Regions from separate parts of the Homo sapiens genome. Here region 1 is linked to region 2. A link is an interaction called in ENCODE POLR2A ChIA-PET data of the cell type or tissue named here. Cell type or tissue: PC-9. All regions are shown on one strand. Each heading gives the region's core, and the rest is flanking DNA. Links, peaks and the distances in the headings are about the cores only.

What was found. Peaks named below come from ENCODE experiments on the same cell type or tissue, not always from the same donor. Only the 100,000 strongest peaks of a DNase experiment are listed, where the experiment ranks them.
Region 1: POLR2A ChIA-PET joins it to region 2 with 15 read pairs; 2 of 35 experiments call an interaction of 5 or more read pairs at or near these places.

The regions. Positions count from the first base shown.
Region 1 is chr7:42,334,296-42,339,682 of GRCh38, reverse strand. It overlaps LOC105375249 (a long non-coding RNA gene), which reads left to right and starts at 1,347. Exons shown (of 4, transcript XR_927202.3): 1 at 1,347-1,449; 2 at 1,720-1,805. RefSeq lists enhancers at 1,725-2,229, 2,230-2,734. In PC-9, for the core only: no CTCF peak of the experiment used is centred there; no DNase peak of the experiment used is centred there; H3K27me3 peaks cover 594 bases.
Region 2 is chr7:42,250,835-42,256,221 of GRCh38, reverse strand. It overlaps a transcript of GLI3 not described here. Among named protein-coding and RNA genes, the nearest start is that of GLI3, 16 kb to the right of the region's middle. In PC-9, for the core only: no CTCF peak of the experiment used is centred there; no DNase peak of the experiment used is centred there; H3K27me3 peaks cover 1,481 bases.

The DNA.
Region 1 (5,387 bases), core at 320-5,319, 83 kb before region 2:
TCATCTGAGAGTGACAGCTCTCTCCTCTTCTCTGTCTTCAATGTGGCATATATTTGATATTCTCCTGGTGCTCTTTGATTCTATACAGCACGTCATAGTGAAGACATCCATGCCGACATGGAAAATTCAGGGTTTTTCTGCTATTATTTTTGAATCACTGATAATCCTCACAAAATTGTCATTCAGTTCAACAAAATTTCTTGTTATAACATTCATAAGATGAGTGTGTGTGTCTGGTGTGTCTGCATGTGTGTATGTGTGCATGTGTGCATAAGAAACGTTTCTCAAAACCGGGCTAATTGTAATTGGGAAATGCTTAAGGAAAAAAAGAAAGCTGATCAAGGAAATTTTGGTGATGTTTAACAGCTGTTTTGTGGGTACATATCTGTTATATTTTTTAGACCACAATTAAATGTGATTTTAATAGTCATTTGGTATTTAAATAATATGCTATGATTGTCATATGGAATTTTAATTAAATGCACATTTTCTTCTAAAATATGAAGCGTTACCACTGTGAAAAGACCTTTTCTCTTTAAGAACATATTTAAAAGTAATGTTATGTTCCCTGTGATTCAGTAAAGAAAAAATTCTTTTACAATATTATTTATTCTTCTACATTACTCCAGCGTTTGATGAGTCTTGAGGGAATGAAAGGCAAGAATTTTAAACTGAGTAAATGTTCCCCTAATCTCCTAATGAGGATAATGAAAACAGCACACAGAAGGATATGTTTAAGATAAAACACACTTCAAGTAAATAGCATCTAAGAAGCAGCAGTGACTCCTATTCTGTCTCTATTCTGGGCATTTCCTGCATGCCATGTTTGTGAGGCAGTCTCATTTCATTTCTTTACCTTTGTTCTCATTTTCTTTAGGAAACTTTGTATCTCATACTCTCCGCCCCTCCTCCAGCACGCAAAGCCTGAGAACTTAGATCTTAGTTAAAAGAGAGCTTGTATTTATACATAAAACTTTGCAAATCACCATTCATTCTTTCCACAGACTTTGGGGAATTTCAATGTTTTGGTGCTTACTCAAGTGACATTTTAAAGACCTCTTTGCCTGCTATCATTTTATAGCATTGTTTTTAAAGCATCCTTTCTCTAGTGTTTTCCTTGTATGACCTCTGCTGCCTGTTCACTTATTCTGACCTGTGCTCTCCAAGTGTCTCCTTGTGACCACAAACTAGGATAGGCCCATGAGGGAAAGATTGCTGTTCACAAGCCAAAACCCTCATACACTCAATGGTGTTTGAAAAATTAAAAACTAAAACCCAAAAATGTGCAGCCCTGCCCCTTCATTCCACCGCAACAGCTCTGGCAGTTGCTTTCTCTTTCTGTCTCTGTTAGCTTTTCATCTTCCTGAGAGTCCAGAAGCCTCCCCGTCAGAAGTGTGTTAACAGCAGTTCAGCCCATTTCAGGGTGAAGGACAGTTTGTCATCTAACTGGTGAGTACAAGACAACTTCTGGTTATTTTTTAAAGCCAATTGTTAGCATAATAAGGGGAAATCATTGAACCTCTAGTTGTAATGAAAATGCCAACAAGTTTCTCCCAAATATATTTAACCTTTAAAAGCCATCAGAAGGTCACCTCGGTTTCTAATATTTCTGGTCACCACTTTCTAGCAATAAAAAAGTGTATTTTCTAAGGGTTGTGGGAATTACATAACATACAATTGATTGATTGATTGATTTTTTTTTTTTTTTTTGCCCTCAAGTTTTAACCCTCTTAGGGAGAAAGTACATAGACTGAAAAGAATTTGACTGAACGAAGACTCGATCACACGCTGTGTACCCGCCCTGTGTAGGTGAACTCAGTGCAAATATCTAATTGGAATCCTGAATGACACCAAAACCCTTTGCTGGAGCTGGGAGCAGAGAGGGAATTATGAGGGGGAGGCAACAGGAAGCGTCACCTGGTCAGGAAGGACTCCCTGAGCCTCAGCTAACAGGAAGCGTCACCTGGTCAGGAAAGATTCCCTGAGCCTCAGGTCAGGTGAGAGAATGTCTCTTCCCTATGGCCTAAGGAATTCGACACAGGCTGAGCTGAGAGAAAAACAAGAAGCTGGTGTCTGTGAAGCATGGAAGGGTTGCCCATCGAACCAGCAAATGGAGGGGACATAGCAGATATCACGGGGTGGGGTGTGCAACCAAGGAGCAGAAAGCCAAGGAGACAAGGTCATGGCATCGAGTGCCAGAGTGCTCCAGAAGGGAAGCCAGAGCCCTTATGATGCCCTCCAGGCTACCGCCATGGCCACCAGGGCTGAGGGCCGGGGGGGCACGGAGGGCAGTGTCTGGGAGGCAGTGGCGAGCACAGAAAGCTGGGTGGGAAGGCATCTCTGGACCTGCAGGGACCACAGAATCATATGTGGGGCATGGGCAGATGTGCATAGAGGTCAAAGGAGAGTGAAATAGATCCTGTATATTCCTCTACTGCTTAGATGGTTATAAAGGGGATGCTTTACAATGTAAATATGCTTATAAAGGGGATGAAAAGTGTGTGGAATAAAATATAATATGCCTTCCTTCTTAGCCCTTAGTGAACATTAATAATAGACTATAGAACTCTCAGAACAGAGTTTCAGAATTCTTTTTAACACAGCCAACTAAATCACAAGCAACTGACAAGATATGGCTCCCAAGTTAAACCAATTTGCCATCTCTGCTCCCTCTGTTCTTTGACGTTTAGGAAAATAGCCCACGCATCCTTACCACTTCCAGTTAGTGGCTACCCATGAGTGAGACAGTCACCCTGTGCTGAAGCATTTCCAAGACTCAAAACTCACTCCTTCCTAATTATCTTACTATCATTTATGCCTTGGGGTTGTTTACATCTCCCGTCTCTGTCTGCTGGAAATACTATTCAACCCTCTGCCACCACATGGCTCTTCTTCAGTCCACACCCAGTGGCAGCGCTGGTAGTTTGAAATTAGCCAGCGTGTAAATATCCTGAAATAGGGAAACACTATAAATCAGGGCTTTCTCCCCCACCTGACCCTCAAGAGAGCCAATTATTAAACATTTACCGATACATCACTGGAGACAGTAGCACTTTGAGGCATGGAAAAAGTTGAAGAAGTAGAAGCCAGACATTTGAAAAGATACTATCTGAGGGGAGGAGTGCAGTAAGACTTTCTGAGAGGACTGGCATTTATATGCTCATCTCTGAGTGCTCCATGGCCACATCAGCATCATTCGCAGGGTCAGCGAAAGGGTAAATTGTCAATGCTTCCGAAAGCACCATTAATCTTACCAAATGAAGAAATAAATGCATCTCAATGATGGATTTTTCTGTAAACTATTATGGAGAACCCTTGAGGTGATTCTCACAGGAGATATGAATACAGTACAGGTGGCCAGGAAAGGAAAAAAATAATATAAACCAACATGCAGGAACTACAAGAAAAAAAGAGGAATGGAGGTACTACCCATGATATTAAAAAGAGGTCCGTGGAAGATTTCAAAAGTAAGTTTTTTAGAAAAAATATTAATGCAAATGAAAAAATCAAAGCATGACATCACTCTTTTTTATAAACAGTGTTTAATAGGTTAGGCCAGTGAATTTCAATTGTGTCTCCTACATAATTGGGAATCTAGATCAGATACTAAGAAAGGGATCAAGCTGACAGAAGACCAGTTTCCACTACCCCTCACCAGGGCAACTAATTTTTCTTGTTTCACATTTAGTTTTCTAATAAGATTCCATTTGAAGAAAGGCTACCTCCGCTTTCAAACTGTGGGGGAAAATAATAAAACGAAAGATTGGTCTATCTGTTTAATTGAAATATAAGTTTATAATCAGTCATTACAAGAATACCATCAAGAATTATCACTGAAAATATATTGAAGAATTTATTTTAAACACAATAATTCTAAATTACCTACCTATTCATGAAATCTTGAAAAATGTTGTGCTTCATGTATAGATATTTGTAAGAGACATTAAAATACATAATCAGTTTAATAATTTTTTGCTATCTTTGTTGATTTTTGCTATATTTGTTGACTTTTTTTTTTTTTAGCAGAAATCAGGTGTGAAAGGTTGAACAAGCAGAAAGGGGCCAGAATATGTAGGATCCTCTACAATTTGAGTCTACGGGTTCAGTTGAGGGTGACATGATTGGATTAGCATTCTGAAAATGCACCCTGATTTAAAGTGGAGAACGTGGAGATTTGAAAAAGCTGTGAATGGATATGGGAAGATTAGTTAGGATACTATTAAAACGGTCCAGACTTACTATGGTGGTGAGGTAGAGATGTATAAAAGTGGATAAAAGAGATGCCTGGGAAGTAAGATGAACAAGTAGTTAAAAGGAGGGAAGTTTAAAGAATGGCTCTCAGGTTTCTACAGTATGCAACTGAATGACGGACTGATTTTTGCAATTGAGATAAGGAATTCTGAAAGACGTATGAGTGGAAAAGAGGTAGATAATGAATCCAAATGGAATATACTGTTGTTGAGATACCATTGAGGTATCCAAAGAAGATTTCAGGTAAGCAATTGGATAGTATGCCTATGGAGCTCAGAAAGAGATATGATTATCATGGCACATTTATATTTACATACCATAATTCACCCATTTAAAGTGTACCATTTAATGGTTTATAGTACATTGACAAAATTGTGCAACCATTACTACAGTCAATTTTAAAACCCTTTCATTACCACAAAAAGAAACCCTTTACCTATTAACAATCACCCTTTATCTATTAATCAATTTCTCCTGCACCCTATCCCTAGGTACTACTAATCTACTTTCTATCTCTATGGATGTGCATATTCTGAACATTTCATATAAATAGAATAATATATTATGTGGCCTTTTCTGTCTGGCTTTTTTTACTCAGCATGTTTTCAAGATTCATCCATGTTGTAGCATACTTCCTTCTTTGTTATAGCTGAATAATATTCCATTGGAACATTAGATATACTAGATATACCATATTGTGTTTATCCATTCATTAGGTGATAGATATTTGGGTTGTTTCCCCTTTGGGGCCATTACAAATAAGCTGATATAAACATTCATGAACAAGTTTTTGTGTGTACATATGTATTTATTTCTCTTCATGAAATAGTTAGGACTGCACTTTCTAGGTTAATGACAACTCCATGTTTAGCATTTCAAGAAACTGCCAAACTGTACTCCATAGCAGTTAAACCATTTTACTTCTCTTAAGCTGTGTGTAAGGGTTCCAATTTTACCACATCCATGCCAACACGTTATTGTCCATTTAAAAAAGTATAGCTACACTAATGAGTGTGAAGTGCTGTCTCATTGTGATTTTTGATTTGCATTTTCCTAATGATTAAATATGTTAAGCATATTTTCATGTTCTTATTGGCCAATTGCATGTCTTCTGTGTAGAAATCTCCATTCAATTT
Region 2 (5,387 bases), core at 273-5,272:
GCAAATCATATATCTTATAAATTACTTGTGTCTGGAATATGTAAAGAACTCTTACAACACAATAAGATTAAAAAACATTAAAAATAGGCAGAATATTTTAAAAGAAATTTCACTAAGAAGATATGAAAATGGCTAATGAACACATAAAAAGATGCTCAAAGTCATTACTCACAGGGAAACAAAAGTTAAAGCCACAATGGGATACCGCTACACACTGACTAGAATAACTATAAACAAAAAGTGAACACCAAGTGTGGGTGAGAATATGGAAAAACTGGAACCGTTATGTATTGCCAGTCATAATGCAGAATGGTATGGCCACTTTGGAAAACAGTTCATCAGTTTCTTAAAAAGTGAAACATAACTCACCATACAACCCTGCAATTTTACTACTAGGAAACTATCCAAAAGAAATTAAGACATATGTCCACACAAAGCCACTTATATGACTGTCCATCGAAGCATTATTCATCATCACCAAAAACTGAAAACAAGCCAAATGCCTATCAATTGATGAGTAGGTAAACAAAATGTAGGGCATCTATACAATGGAATGCTCTTCAGCAATGAAGACGAATAAATACGCTACACATAAATGCACCACAAAACCATTATTTAAGTAAATAAAGCCAGATGTAAAAGACTATGTATTATATGATTCTGTGTATATGAAATGTCCCTAAAAGGCAAACTTGGATAGAAAGCATATTAGCAATCCTTAAGACTGAAGGCAGGAGCAGGAATTGATGCACGCAGACATGAGGGATTTTTCTTTTAGGTAATGGAAACTGTCTAAAATGGGATTGTAATGATGGCTGTACAACTATAAATCTACTAAACATTATTAAATTGTATACCTACAATGGATAAATTTCATGGAATGCAAATTATACTTTAATAAAGCTGTTTAAAACAATGATAAGGCTGGCAGTGCTATGAGAGAGTGTAACAGGATGACCAAATTAGATGGAGAGGGTCAGGAAAATCATTTTTAAGGAAAATACATTTATTTTTTTATCTGAAAGAAGACCATAATTTTGTAGTGTAGCATTAACAATAGGGTGAAGGGAAGATAGAAAGTGGGGAAGAAAAAAATAGCGTTCCAAACTAAAAGAATCCTATGCACAAAGATGCAAAAAAAAAAACAGAAACAGAAAAAAAAAGATGTAAGAGAGAGATAAATAGGCAGAGAGAAACACAAAGAGCAGATGGAAAAGTGGAAGGGGCAGTGGGCAGGTAGCAAGAGATGAGTATGAACCCAGGATCTAGGTTTCATTACAGGAAAAATTTTGAATTTTATTTTAAGAGCAATGAGAAATTATTGAATTATATCTGGCATTTAGAAAAATCACTCACTACAGGTCAAAGATCAGCCAACTTTTTTTTTAAAGAGACAGATAACAAACATTGCAAGAGAGAGATTGATAGGCAGAGAGAAACACAGAGAACAGACCGAAAAGTGGAAGAGGCAGTGGGCAGGTAGCATGAGATGGGTTTGAACCCAGGATCTAGGTTTCATTACAGAAAAAAATTTGGATTTTATTTTGAGAGCAATGAGAAATTATTGAATTATATCTGGCATTTAGAAAAATCACTCACTACAGATCAAGGATCAGCCAACTTTTTTGTAAAGAGCCAGATAACAAACATTTCAGGCTATGTAGGCCATATAATGTTCTGACTAAAGTCACTGATGACAACTATTGCTCAATCCATGACACATTTAAATGCTCTCCCACTTGCTCTCTCAGCAGCATTCAACCCAGTCGGCCAGTCAACCCTTTTGAAATACTCTCTTTTCCTCACTCTTGTGTCATCATATTGGCCAACCTATAAAGATAGGATTTTCTTCTATATTTTTGGCCACTCTTTCGCTATGGCCTCCTTCACCTGCATTCCGCCCACATGCTGGGCTTCAGGCTGTGAACTAGGTCATCTTGGTTTTCACCCTACATTCGTGCCCAAGGCGATATCCTCTATTCCATTGGCTTTTTTTTTTTTTTTAACGGAGTTTTGCTCTTGTTGCCCAGGCTGGAGTGCAGTGGCACAATCTCGGCTCACTGCAACCTCCACCTCCCAGGTTCAGGTGATTCTCTTGCCTCAACCTCCTGAGTAGTTGGGATTACAGGCATGCACCACCATGCCCAGCTAATTTTGTATTTTTAGCAAAGATAGGGTTTCACCATGTTGGTCAGGCCTGTCTTGAACTCCCGACCTCATGTGATCCACCTGCCTCGGCCTCCCAGAGCGCTGGGATTACAGGCGTGAACCATCATGTCCGGCCCATTGCTTTTAAATAACAACTACATTTCAGTGACTCGCCTTTGCCTTAAGAAAATCCCAAAAAAAGACTTGGAGGGTAAAGATCTCAACAATTAAACCTGTATCAAAATTCAGTCACTAAGTGATGCTCAACTCAAGGATCTTAGCGTAACAATCATGGCCCACATTTATTGAGTACTGAGGACAAGTCAAAAGCACTTCATGTGTAAAGTCAACTAATGTAAACAAAGGCCTAGGACCTTACAGATGAGAAAGCTGGGAAATAGAAATTTTAATTAACTTACCCAAAAGACACAGAGTGGGAAGAGGAGAAACTGGGATTCAAACCTAAGCAGTCTGGCTCCAGAGACTTCATGCTTAAGAACTATTTAATTCAGAAGTTCCCAATTGGTGAGCCATGAATGAGTCACAGATATGCCATCAGAAATTGATTCGTTCAGCCCTGGGGCAGCCAAGCTGGTAGCCTCAGGCTGGGAGCAGCCTTGTGCAGGGCTTCTCAAAGGGTGGCACAGCAGGTCTAAGGGTGTATCCCCATCCCAGGAGGAGGAATGGGGAGCCCCAACTAATGCCTGCTGCTCTGCTGCAGATGCGCTGAGCACACCAGGCTTGGATGTCTCCCCGAGCAGCAGCCATGGAGCAAGCCACTGTGCACTGTGAACAAGGTGCTTCTGGAGATGCTGGTGAAGTTCATATTCCAGGTGCACCAGGGGCACAGTGAGCCTCCCAAGATGCTGATGGTTGTGGGGCAGGAAACTCTTTCTTCACATAATTGAATACATCTGTCTGGTTGTGGATGACATGTCCTTTTAGTCGTGGCTCAGCTAGCTACAAGGCGTCTGCCCTAAAATTGCACGTGGTTTCTGCTAATGCAAGCTCCACCATTATCTTGAAATTATTTAAGACTATGATTGCTTTGGAAATCCTTTCTCGTTTCCACCTTTGTCAATGAAAGAAAAAGAGCTTTTAGACATTTTAATAATTTCAACTTTTGTACCATTTTGAATGGTTGCAAAATAAAACATTTTAAATGTTTTATTACCTGTCTCTCTGGTTGAAATTTCTCATTGATGGTGACTATCAAGACTTTTAAAAGATGGACATTAAAAACTCTTAATTGGAAGTTCCCTGTAACCATTTGAAGCCTAAAATCTGTTATATAAAAGTTATGTTTGTGGAAGCAAGCTCAAGTGTTTCACCAAAAATGTTAAAAAGATATCATTTAGAACTTTCATATACATTTTATATTAGTATCTTCTTTAATACTTTTACTTTTCTTGAAATAATTATATAATATAAAGAAAACGTAGCTTTCTCAGCAAGCATCATAGAGGTGACTCAAATTCTATCCAGCTTGCTCCAATAATCACTTTTTGTGTGTATAATAGTGAGAATAGTATTGAGGAGTCCCTCTGTGCACTATATGTTAAGTGTGTTCATTTCTTTTTAACTTTTATTTTAGGTTCAGGGGTACATGTGCAGGTTTGTTATTTATAAAGGTAAACGTGTGTCATGGGGTTTGGTGTACAGATTATTTCATCACCCAGGTACTAAGCCTAGTATTTTTTCTGATCCTCCTCCTCCTCCCGCCCAACACCCTCAAGTAGGTCCCAGTGTCTGTTGTTCCCCTCTATGTGTTCATTGGTTCTCACTGTTTAGCTCCCACTTATGAGTGAGAACATACGGTATTTGGTTTGCTGTTCCTGCATTAGTTTGCTAAGAATAATGGCCTCCAGCTCCATCCATGTTCTCACAAGACGTGATCTCATTCTTTTTTATGGCTGCATAGTATTCAGTAGTGTATATGTACCACGTTTTCTTTACCCAGTCTATCCTTGATGGGCATTTAGATTGATTCCATATCTTTGCTATTGTGAATAGTGCTGCAGTGTGCATTTGTCTTTATGGTAGAATGATTTATATTCCTTTGGGTATATACCCAGTAATCGGATTGCAAATGGTAGTTCCGTTTTCAGTTCTTTGAGGAATTGTCAGAGTGTGTTCATTTTTTGATGCAACTGTTTCATGAGTGTGGTTCCACTCGATCACACTAGATAACTTGCCATTACTTCTGAACACGCCATATTCTCCTGCTGTTTTCTCTGTGTAGTGGTTAAGAGTGGAGGCTCTGGAGCCAGAATGCCTGATTTGAATTCTAGTTTTGCCAATTATTGGCTGTGTAACACTGAGCAGGTAACCTCACCTCTCTGTTCCATCATGTAAAAGGGGATCATCATAGTAACCACGTCATAATTGAGGCCATACACATAAACATCCAGGAATGATGCCTGGCATGTAGTAGGAACCCCCAAATGCCAGCTCTTCTCTCCCTCTCCCTCTTTCTTCTCTCTCTGCTCTCCTTATCCTTCCCTTAGCCTAGTGTGTGTCATTTCCTCTGACTGTTATTTCTTTCCCTATCAAGCACAGACTAGACTAGAGCAGGGGGGTCCCCAGCCACTCCCCCAACTCCCCCTACTCCAGCTGCACAGCAGGAGGTGAGCGGCAAGCGAGCATTAGAGCATCGCCGCCTAAGCTCTGCCTCCTGTCAGATCAGCAGCAGCATTAGATTCTCACCAGAGCAAGAACCCTATTGGGAACTGTGTTTGCAAGGGATCTAGGTTGTGTGCTGCTTGTGAGAATCTAATGCCTGATGATCTGAGGTAGAAAGTTTCATCCCAAAACCATCCCTCCCATACCACTCCCCAACCTGTGGAAAAATTGTCTTCCAAGAAACCAGTCCCTGGTGCAGAAAAGGTTGGGGGCGGCTGGACCAGAGGCCCTCTTAGGAGTTCCTAAGGCCCAGTGTTGCCCCAGGACAGTACTTAACAAGGGCATGGTCACTTTTGTTTTCTTGTGTGTTGCCTGCCCCTTCTTCATTAGCATAAGCTTTCTGGGAACAGAAATTATGGTTCCATCAACTCATGAATCCCCAGCTCCCCACCATGCTTTTTCATACTTCCTGACTAGTACATGGGCGGATGCCTAAATTGAGGGGCCCCAGTCTGTCCCCTGTTTCTGTAGCAATGACTGAGGAAGACAGGAAGAAGGTAGGCAACTTTTCTAATGTGTATTTAGAGGTCTGATTACAGAGGTAAATGTCCGTGATA